2 separate regions of the Homo sapiens genome follow, and region 1 is linked to region 2. The links are chromatin loops, found by intact Hi-C in ENCODE. Cell type or tissue: CD14-positive monocyte. All regions are shown on one strand. Region 1 overlaps GATAD2B (GATA zinc finger domain containing 2B). Region 2 overlaps GATAD2B (GATA zinc finger domain containing 2B).

What was found. Hi-C counts contacts between places; a loop is a spot of excess contacts. Peaks named below come from ENCODE experiments on the same cell type or tissue, not always from the same donor. Only the 100,000 strongest peaks of a DNase experiment are listed, where the experiment ranks them.
Region 1: a loop joins it to region 2, with 2.0 times the contacts of the local background. A loop is called at or near these places in 6 of 110 quality-filtered maps.

What each region holds. Positions count from the first base shown.
Region 1 is chr1:153,870,482-153,875,481 of GRCh38, forward strand. The region is part of intron 1 of GATAD2B (GATA zinc finger domain containing 2B); the gene reads right to left. Among named protein-coding and RNA genes, the nearest start is that of GATAD2B, 50 kb to the right of the region's middle. In CD14-positive monocyte, no CTCF peak of the experiment used is centred here; a DNase peak (open chromatin) is centred at 2,050; H3K27ac peaks cover 2,334 bases.
Region 2 is chr1:153,811,891-153,816,890 of GRCh38, forward strand. It overlaps GATAD2B (GATA zinc finger domain containing 2B), which reads right to left. Exons shown (of 11, transcript NM_020699.4): 7 at 4,383-4,698; 8 at 1,360-1,562; 9 at 132-242. Among named protein-coding and RNA genes, the nearest start is that of SLC27A3, 39 kb to the left of the region's middle. In CD14-positive monocyte, no CTCF peak of the experiment used is centred here; no DNase peak of the experiment used is centred here.

The DNA.
Region 1 (5,000 bases), 59 kb after region 2:
AGAATGGCGTGAACCCAGGAGGCAGAGCTTGCAGTGAGCAGAGATCGCGTCACTGCACTCCAGCCTGGGTGACAGAGCCAGACTCCGTCTCAAAAAAAAGGAAAAAATCCAAAGTACTTCAAAATGTGAAAAAAATTCCACATCAAAATGCTGTCAAATGCAGTCAAAACTTTGCTTTATGCACAAAATGTTGTTATAAAATGACCTTCAAGCTATATGTTTAAGGTATATATGAAACAAATCAATTTTGTGTTTAGGCTTGAGTCTCACCCCCATGATACCTCATTATGTATACAGAAATATCCCAAAATCCAAAAAAATCCAACATTGGAAACACTTCTGGTTTCAGGCATTTTAGATAAGGGATACTCAAACCTGTGTATATGTGTATATATGAGAACCCATTATTTCATACTGATACTAGAGAGAGGTTTTTTTTGTTTTTCCCCAAGACGGAGTCTTGCTCTGTCGCCCAGGCTGGAGTGCAGTGGCACGATCTTGGCTCACTGCAACCTCTGCCTCCCCTCTTGCCTCAGCCTCTGGAGTAGCTGGGATTACAGATGGGTGCTACCACGCCTGGTGTTTTTTGTTTTTTGTTTTTTTTTGAGACAGTCTCGCTCTGTTGCCCAGGCTGGAGTGCAGTGGCGCGATCTCGGCTCACCACAACCTCTGCCTCCCGGGTTCAAGTGATTCTCTTGCCTCAGCCTCCCAAGTAGCTGGGACTACAGGTGAGCACCACCATGCCCGGCTAATTTTTCTATTTTTAATAGAGACGGGGTTTCACTATGTCAGGCAGGCTGGTCTCAAACTCCTGACCTTGTGATCTGCCCACCTCAGTCTCCCAAAGTGCTGGGATTACAGGCGTGAGCGACCACACCCGGCCACTTGTTTTTTTGTATTTTTAGTAGAGATGGGGTTTGCCATGTTGGCCAGGCTGGTCTCAAACTCCTGACCTAGTGATCCATCTGCCTTGGCCTTCCAAAGTGCTGGGATTACAGGTGTAAGCCACTGTACCCAGCCAGAGAAAGAGGCATTTTTAACAGCCTCTTAAATTTATTAGAATCGTGGATATTTTCCTTGATATTACTGAAGCAATTCTCCTGCCTCAGCCTCCCGAGCAGCTGGGACTACAGGTATGCACTGCTAAGTCTGGCTAATTTTTGTATTTTTAGTAGAGACGGGTTTTACCATGTTGGGCAGGCTGGTCTCGACCTCCTGGCCTCAAGTGATCCGCCCACTTCAGCCTCCCAAGGTGCTGGGATTACAGGCATGAGACACCGTGCCCAGCCTGAATTGTACACTTTTAAATGGTTAATTCTTTAGCAGGGCATGGTGGCCCGTGCCTGTAGTCCCAACTACTTGGGGGGCTGAGGCAGGAGGATCACTTGAACCCAGTAGGTCAAGGCTGCAGTGAGCTGAGATCGTGTCACTGCACTCCAGCCTGGGTGAGAAAGTGAGACCCTGTCTCAAAAAATAAATTAATTAGTAAATTAATAAATAAAAGTTAATTTGATGTTTATGTGAAATTTAACTTAATTTTTAAAAAGCAACCTAGGCTAGGCGCGGTGGCTCATGCCTGTAATCCCAGCACTTTGAGAGGCTGCGGTAGGCGGATCACTTGAGGCCAAGAGTTCGAGACCAGCCTGAACAACATGGTGAAACCCCATCTCTACTAAACATATGAAAAAGTAGCTGGGTGTGGTAGCGTGTGCCTGTAATCCCAGCTATTTGGGAAGCTGAGGCAGGAGAATCACTTGAACCCGGGAGGCAGAGGTTGCAGTGAGCTGAGATCCCGCCTCTGCACTCCAACCTGGGTGACAGAGGACTCTGTCTCCAAAAAAAAAAAAAAAAAAAAGCAACCCAGTAATTTCTAAAGGTTAGCAGCAAATGTGAACTCTGAAACCCTATCAATGAACTTTTGTATTATTACATTAAAATACATTGGTCTACTTTATACTTTGAGTGGATCTCTCACCAAATCTGATTTTGTCACATAATATATTGGTCATGTGAAAACTTCTAGTTCACTAAGTCATGCAGCTCTTTCGAAGGTTGACATATTACATAATATCAAAAAAAAAAAACCCCACAAAACTAACTGGGAAGTGGACCGTCTCATGGTGGAGTATATAAACTTTCCAAAATTCTCATTTTTGCTTTAATTTTATCACTGGGCAAAAATAGTTGTTTTCCTTGAAAATTTTCAAGAAAGCATCTGCCAAATACCCAAGTCTAAATAACGTACTTTGTTGGTTATTCTTTCATCAAGTAAAAATGCTGTTCTATGAAGAAGACAACTAGTTAGCTGGAAACCCAAATAACTGTAAAAGTACTTTTCCTTAGACAACCACAGTACTTCAATATATAACAGAAGTGTTTTTTGAGTACTTCCCATTTTATCACACAAAATATTCAAAAGCCAAGTACTAAAAGGTCAAGATTAAATAAAATTAATTTTTACTGCTTCATCAAGAACATTCTTAAATGAAACTTTTTTTTTTTTACTGCAAATTTAAACTGCATGACAATAAAGAACACAATGCCTGCTACTAGTTTGGTGCTATTGCTCAGGGTTACCCTAACGTTTTAATCAGCATTGCTTTTGGATATCACTGCAAATGTTAACACAGGGAAGAAGGCAAATGATGACTTAGTATTATTATGAAACTATTCTGATCTCACAGACTCCATGAAAGGAGTCTATTCTCTAGGATTCCACAGACTACACTTTGAAAACTGCTAGGCTACTCTAACACACTTGTTTAATAGGTAACCTACCAATTCATATTTATTTCCAAGTTTAATGCAAACTACTTGACAGCAAATCTCTCTTCTTTGTACTTCGCTTTAATACCCCGCAACGATTTGAATGTGTCCCCCAGAAGTTCATCTGTTGGATACTTGGTGCCCAATGCAGGCGTGTTAAGAGGCGAGACCTTTAGGAAGTGCTTGAGCCATTCTCAGATTAATGGGTTATTCAGAGAAGGGGCTAGTTAGCACAAGAGTGGGTCTGTAATAAAAGCCAATGTGGCTGTCTCTCGTTAGTCCCCTCACCATGTGATGCCCTGTGCCACTCTGGAACTCTGCAAGGTCCCCACCAGCAAGAAGGCCCTCAGCAGATATGGCCCCTTGACCCTGGACTTTCCAGCCTCCAGAGCCGTGAGAAATAAATTTCTTGGGGCTGGTCATGGTGGCTCATGCCTGTAATCCCAGCACTTTTGAGAGGCCAAGGTGGATATATTGCTTGAGTACAGGAGCTCCACTCCAGCCTAGGCAACATAGTGAGACCCCATCTCTACAAAACATTTTTAAAGCAATTTAGCTGGGTGCAAAGGCACATGCCTGTAGTCCTAGCTACTTGAGAGGCTGAGGCAGGAGGACTGCTTGAGCCTAGGAGTTCAAGGCTACAATAAGCTATGACTGCACAACTGCACTCCAGCCTGGGTGACAGAGAATAAATAAAAAGGAAAGAGGAAAGAAAGAAAGGTAGGGAGGGGACCGGGTGCGGTGGCTCATGCCTATAATCTCAGCACTTTGGGAGGCCGAGGAGGGTGGATCATGAGGTCAAGAGATCGTCTGAGACCATCCTGGCCAACATGGTGAAATCCCATCTCTACTAAAAATACAAAAATTAGCTGGGTGTGGTGGCGTGTGCCTGTAGTCCCAGCTACTTGGGAGGCTGAGGCAGGAGAATCGCTTGAACCCAGGAGGCAGAGGTTGCAATGAGCTGAGATAGTGCCACTGCACTCCAGCCTGGGAGACAGAGCAACACTCCGTCTCAAAAGAAAAAAAAAAGAGAGAGGGAAAGAAATTTATTTATTTTCTTTATAAATTACCCAGTCTCAGGTTATAGCAACAGAAAATGGACTAAGACAACACACTACTATGAAGTGCCCCTAAGAGATTAAAAATAAGTGCTGTTACTGCCTAACCAACTTCAAACGGTACTTTCCTTCACCTAATGCTTATTAGCCATGTCAATAGACCCTCCCTTCTTCAAAATCCTATTCCTAAAAATCTGAAATGATTAATTCCTTCTAGTCCATGTAAGTCTAGTCTATTTTTAAATTTTTATTTATCTATTTTTGGGGTTTTTTTGTTGTTTTTGTTTTTGAGACGGAGTTTCCCTCTGTCACCCAGGCTGGAGTGCAGTGGCGCGATCTCGGCTTACTGCAACCTCCACCTCCCAGGTTCAAGCAATTCTCCTGTCTCAGTCTCCCAAGTAGCTGGGACTACAGGTGCATGCCATCATGCCCAGCTAATTTTTGTATTTTTAGTAGAGACAGGGTTTCATCATATTGCTCAGACTGGTCTTGAACTCCAGACATCAGGTGATCCACTCGCCTTGGCCCCCCAAAGTGCTGAGATTACAGGTGTGAGCCACCACATCCAGCCTATTTATTTATTTTTGAAACAGGGTCTTGTTCTGTCACCCAGGCTGGAGCACAGTGGCTCCATCACAGCTCATGGTTCACTGCAGCCTCAAACTCCCAGGCTCAATCAATCTTCCCACCTCAGCCTCCCAACTAACTGGGACTACAGGGACATGCCACCATGCCCAGCATTTTTTCTTGTAAGCAAAGATGGGGTCTTGTTGTGTTGACCAGGCTGGTCTCAAGCTCCTGGGCTCAAGTGATCCTCTTGCCTAGGCCTCCCAAAGTGCTGGAATTACAGGTGTAAGCCACCACGCCCAGCCAAATTTAGTCTCATTATTTCTCTTCTGATTTCTAGAACTTGCTTCATAGGTCACTTTTCTAGGAAAAAAAGACTCTTGATTAGACCAGGGGCATCCAACCTTTTGGCTTCCCTGGGCCACAATGGAAGAACTGTCTTGGGCCACACATAAAATACACTAACACTAAAGATAGCTGATGAGCTGGAAGAAAAAAAAAATCTCATGTTTTAAGAAAGTTTCTGAATTTGTATTGAGCTGCATTCAAAGCTGTCCTGGGCCGCATGCAGCCCAAGAGTTGCAGGTTAGACAAGCTTGATCTATACCA
Region 2 (5,000 bases):
GAATGTTAAGCGGGGGCAAAGATAAGGGAGTACAGAAGAAGACTATGATTTCCCACAATAGAAAGGACAAATTGTGATAAATGGCTGATAAATCTTCTAAAGAAATCAGGATCAGGCAAAAAGTTCCTTACCTGCCGAAGCGTATGATGTCTCATGATGGTCTCTTGTTTACTGACACTGGACACAGCTGGAGCCGTAGTGGGGGAGAGGGCTGCCTGCTGCTGTAATCGCTGTTCAATTTCCTGTTGGGAGTCATCACATCAGGTGATTGAGCAGGACAGCACCCAATACCCAATTTCCTTTTTTTTTTTTTTTTTTAAACAGAGACACAATCTGACTTTGTTGCCCAGGCTGGTCTGGCACTCCTGGGCTCAAGCAATCCTCTCACCTTAGCCTCCCCAAAGTGCTGGGATTACAGGCATGAATCACTGCACCTGGCCCACCCAATTTCCTAACCAGAAAACCTGGAGGTGTTCTTACCTCTAATGTTGTTGGCTAGTTGGTGGAATATGGAAAAGGCAAAAGAGTTTGGTGGGGGTGGTACACTGAGATTTCTGGGTATAAGCAGCTAACTTGCTTCAATGATCAAGGGATCCTCCTCTCTTTCTCCAGGAAAGCTGGCTCTAAGAAGTTGGCTGGAGGTGATGAACCAACTGATATAATTAAGGCTGATGAATTACTGGGGTTTTATTTTATCACTTTTTCTTTTCTCTTTTTAAAAATTTTTATTTATTTATTTTTTACCACCAGTCCTAGAGCATAAATGGGGTTTTATTTTTGACTCCTGCCTACCCGATCTTCCAAAAAGTCCATGATGCTACTCAAACAAGGGACTCTGATGGGTGGAGTGGGAAATAGGAAGAAAAGGATCTGAGTTTCCCAACACATTTTTCCTTCTCTAAGATATTCTCATCCTATAACTGCTACATGAGATGTTCACATACTCTAGAACCACTACTCTTCACTGGGCTACTTCATAATTCACTCTTTCTTTCGTCATTTCTTATCAAACACGCACTGCAAATAACTGTTTCAAAGAGATTTATAGCACAAATATAAATTCCTCCCACCAAAATCTATTATTTGTTTTAGGAAAAAATGAAGATGAGAATAGAGTGCTATGGAAAAGCCAAGAGTCCCAAGCTTTCTGTCCCTTTCTGTTAACCTCAGCCATTATATTTTACCATGTTCTTAATCAGAATACTCGCTCAAATGGAAATAGGACACAATGATAAGGAGACAAAAAGGGAACCTGTGGACCTGTAGGGATCACATGAACCACTCCTGCAAACTAGAAGGCGCGACCCTTTGGAAAAAACAAACTGGGACAGGTGGCCAGTGAGCAGTCAGAATTCTTACCTGTTCCTGCTGTAGGGCTTTCACAAATGCATTTTTCAGCCGGTTGGTGTGTTCAGCTTTTAGAGCCTTTTTCTGGTTGGAGGTCATACACTGCTCACATAGAATCTTACCATTCTTTTCTTGCTTCCAGTGAGGGGTGAAATCTGTGCGGCACTGGGCACATACAAAGGGTTCAACCCGCAGAAGTGAGGCACAGCTTTTGCCTAGATACCAACAAAAATAGTCAGTGGCTTTACATTTCCTATCTCCTCTGTTTCTCTTAATCAAATAGATCTTTTCCAGGAGTTTATTCTGTTGAATTAAAGAAAGAGACTTTACAAAAAGGATATTCTATAATTTACAAAATACTTTTATTTCATCTGATTATAACAGTATCACTTTAGGGAATTCAGACAGTACCATCCTCATTTACAAATGAGGACAGAAGTCGAAGAAATGTAGCTTCTGGCTGGGTGCGGTGGCTCACCCCTACAGTCCCAGCACTTTGGGAGGCTGAGGTGGACGGCTAACGAGGTCAGGAGTTCAAGAACAGCCTGACCAACATAGTGAAAACCCGTCTTTACTAAAAATACAAAAAAATTAGGCGGGCGTGGTGGCACGCGCCTGTAATCCCAGCTACTCAGGAGGCTGAGGCAGGAGAATCGCTTGAACCTGGGAAGTAGAGGTTGCAGTGAGCCGAAATTGTGCCAGTGCACTCCAGCCTGGGTAACAGAACAAGACTCAGTCTCAAACAACAACAACAACAACAAAGGTAGCTTCTAACTGATAAAGCTGGGATGTTTCCTGATTTTCTACTGTATCACACTGAGAAGAAAATACTGTGTCAATTCAAAGTCAAAGGACTCTAACTCAACCAATACTTTTGCTTCTTAATATCTCCTTACCAAAGACTGTACTTATCCCTGTCATATACATTTATAGTTTTAAATAGTTATCAGTGTCTGAATTATTCACTTTGTGATCTATTTATAGCTAATACTGACTCCTCTGGGCACTTTACTGGCAGGCTTTCCCAGAAGTCTACCTGTTTAGAAATTCAAGTTTAATAACTTCAGTTAGTCTAGACTGTATGTTGTTAATACTCTATAGTATGGTTTAGTATTGGTTTACAGCTTTTTATAAGGTCTTTCTTAGTTATCTATGTAAGTGTGTGTTTCTCAACTGTAAGCATTCACAGAAGACTAAACACAGTAATTCAGTACAATGTTGCAAAAACACTCACATTAAAAACAGAAGTTCCAGGCCAGGCATGGTGGCTCACACCTGTGATCCCAACACTTTGGGAGGCTGAGGCAGGCAGATCACTTGAGGCCAGGAGTTTGAGACCAGCCTGGCCCACATAGCAAAACCCTATCTCTACTAAAAACAGAAATAATTAGCTAGGTGTGATGGCACACATCTGTAATTCCAGCTACTTTGGAAGCTGAGACAAAAGAATTGCTTGCGCCGGGCACAGTGGCTCATGCCTGTAACCACAGCACTTTGGGAAGCCGAGGCAGGTGGATCACCTGAGGTCAGGAGTTCGAGACCAGCCTGACCAACATTGTGAAACCCCGTCTCTAAGAAAAACACAAAAATTGGCCAGGTGTGGTGGCAGGCACCTGTAATCCCAGCTACTCAGGAGGCTGAGGCAGGAATATTGCTTGAACCCAGGAGGTGGAGGTTGCAGTGAGCTGAGATCATGCCATTGCACTCTCTAGCCTGGGCAACAGAGCAAGATTCCATCTCAAAAAAAAAAAAAGAATTGCTTGAAACCAAGAGGCAGAGGTAGTCAGCCAGCTAAGATCATGCCACTGTACTCCAGCCTGGGTGACAGAGTAAGACTCTGTCTCAAAAAAAAAAAAAAAAAAAAAAAAAAAAAAACCAACAAAGAAAAAAACTGGCATGGTGGTGCATACCAGTGGTCCCAGTTACTCAGGAGGCTGAAATGGGAGGATGGCTTGAGCCTGGGAGGTCAAGGCTGCAGAGAGCTGAGATCACACCACTGCACTCAAGCCTGGACAACAGGGTCAGACCCTGTCTCAAAAAAACAAAAAAAAAAAACAAAAAAAAAAAAAAGAAAAGAGAAGTTCTATTTATCAAATTATGCAAGCATCATGCTAGCCACCATTTAAAAGAACTAAACAAAATACAGTCAGTCCTCAATGTTGTTGACAGGTTCTCAGAGACTATGATTTAAGTGAAACAACATACAACAAAAACAATCTTTTTTTTTTTACTAATGTTATAATAAAATGATGTTATTTGAGGACCCCCTTCACCGTAGTTGTTTCACTTAAAGTCACAGTTTCTAAGAAACTATTGATGATGTTAAGTGAGAACTTACTGTCCTACAAAAAACACACAAGATAGATAAAATCCAAATAAAAATATCAAGCCTCAATGATAGCTGACCTGCTGAAGGGAAAAAAAAACAAGCCGAAAGATAGATGATAGATTAGATAGAATAGAATAGATAGATTAGATAGATGATAGATTAGATAGATAGATAGATACATAGGCAGGCTGGCCCCGGCCGGCTGACGGGGTACAGTGGCTCATGCCTGTAATCCTAGCACTTTAGGAAGCCGAGGTGGGCAGATCACCTGATGTCAGGAGTTCGAGACCAGCCTGGCCAACATGATGAAACCCCGTCTCTACTAAAAATACAAAAATTAACCGGGTGTGGTGCCACGTGCCTGTAGTCCCAGCTACGTGGGAGGCTGAGGCAGGAGAATTGCTTGAACTCAGGAGGCAGAGGTTGCAGTGAACTGAGATTGTGCCACTGCACTCCAGCCTGGGCAACAGAGCGAGACTGCATCTCAAACAAAACACACACACACACACACACACACACACACACACACACACACTCCGCTTCTAACATGTTGCTCCCAAACAGCTGTAAAGAAGGGAGGGAGGTGGTTTGGTAACAGGAAGGAGAAGTTATTTAATATTGTACAGTACCCTCTGATACTCTGCCTATGTCAATCAGGCTTGGCAACCACTTGCTTAAATAGATTGATTAGAAGAAACAGCCTTACCTTGGCTGTCAATGACACTCTGTACGACTTCTTCCAAGCCTACCATGTAGATGAACTCGCTATTGGCTGCACTAGGCAAGAAATGAAGTAAGGGAGCAGGAGGTTTAGGGGGTGGGATCTCCAGGAGTGTCTTTTCCAGCTGTTTGCGAAGAGCCAATTTGGCTGCAGCCTGTGAGTTGGCAGCATCAGTCATGGCGCTGGGGCTAGGAAGTGGCGAGGACACTCTGTTCACCGTCCCTGGCTGGATATGAGAAGCAAGGTTCATATAGATGGCAGAGGATGTTGTACGCTGACATGGAACAGAAGAACTTGACTGCTGAAATAGATTGAGAATGCGGTCAATCATGGTATGCAGGAGAAAGGGCCAATTCTTACGTTCTTGGCAGAGGACACTGTCTGATCCTGGTTTGGACTACTTAGCTTCTCCAAAAATAGGAGGTGGTCAACTTATTTATTGAAAAAGAACTCTGACACATAGGAAAGGAGAATGATGATGACCATGAGCTAACATTGCTAAGAGAGAAATAAAGGCCACGCGTGGTGGCTCACGCCTATAATCTCAGCACTTTGGGAGGCCGAGGTAGGCAGATCACTTGAGGTGAGGAGTTTGAGACCAGC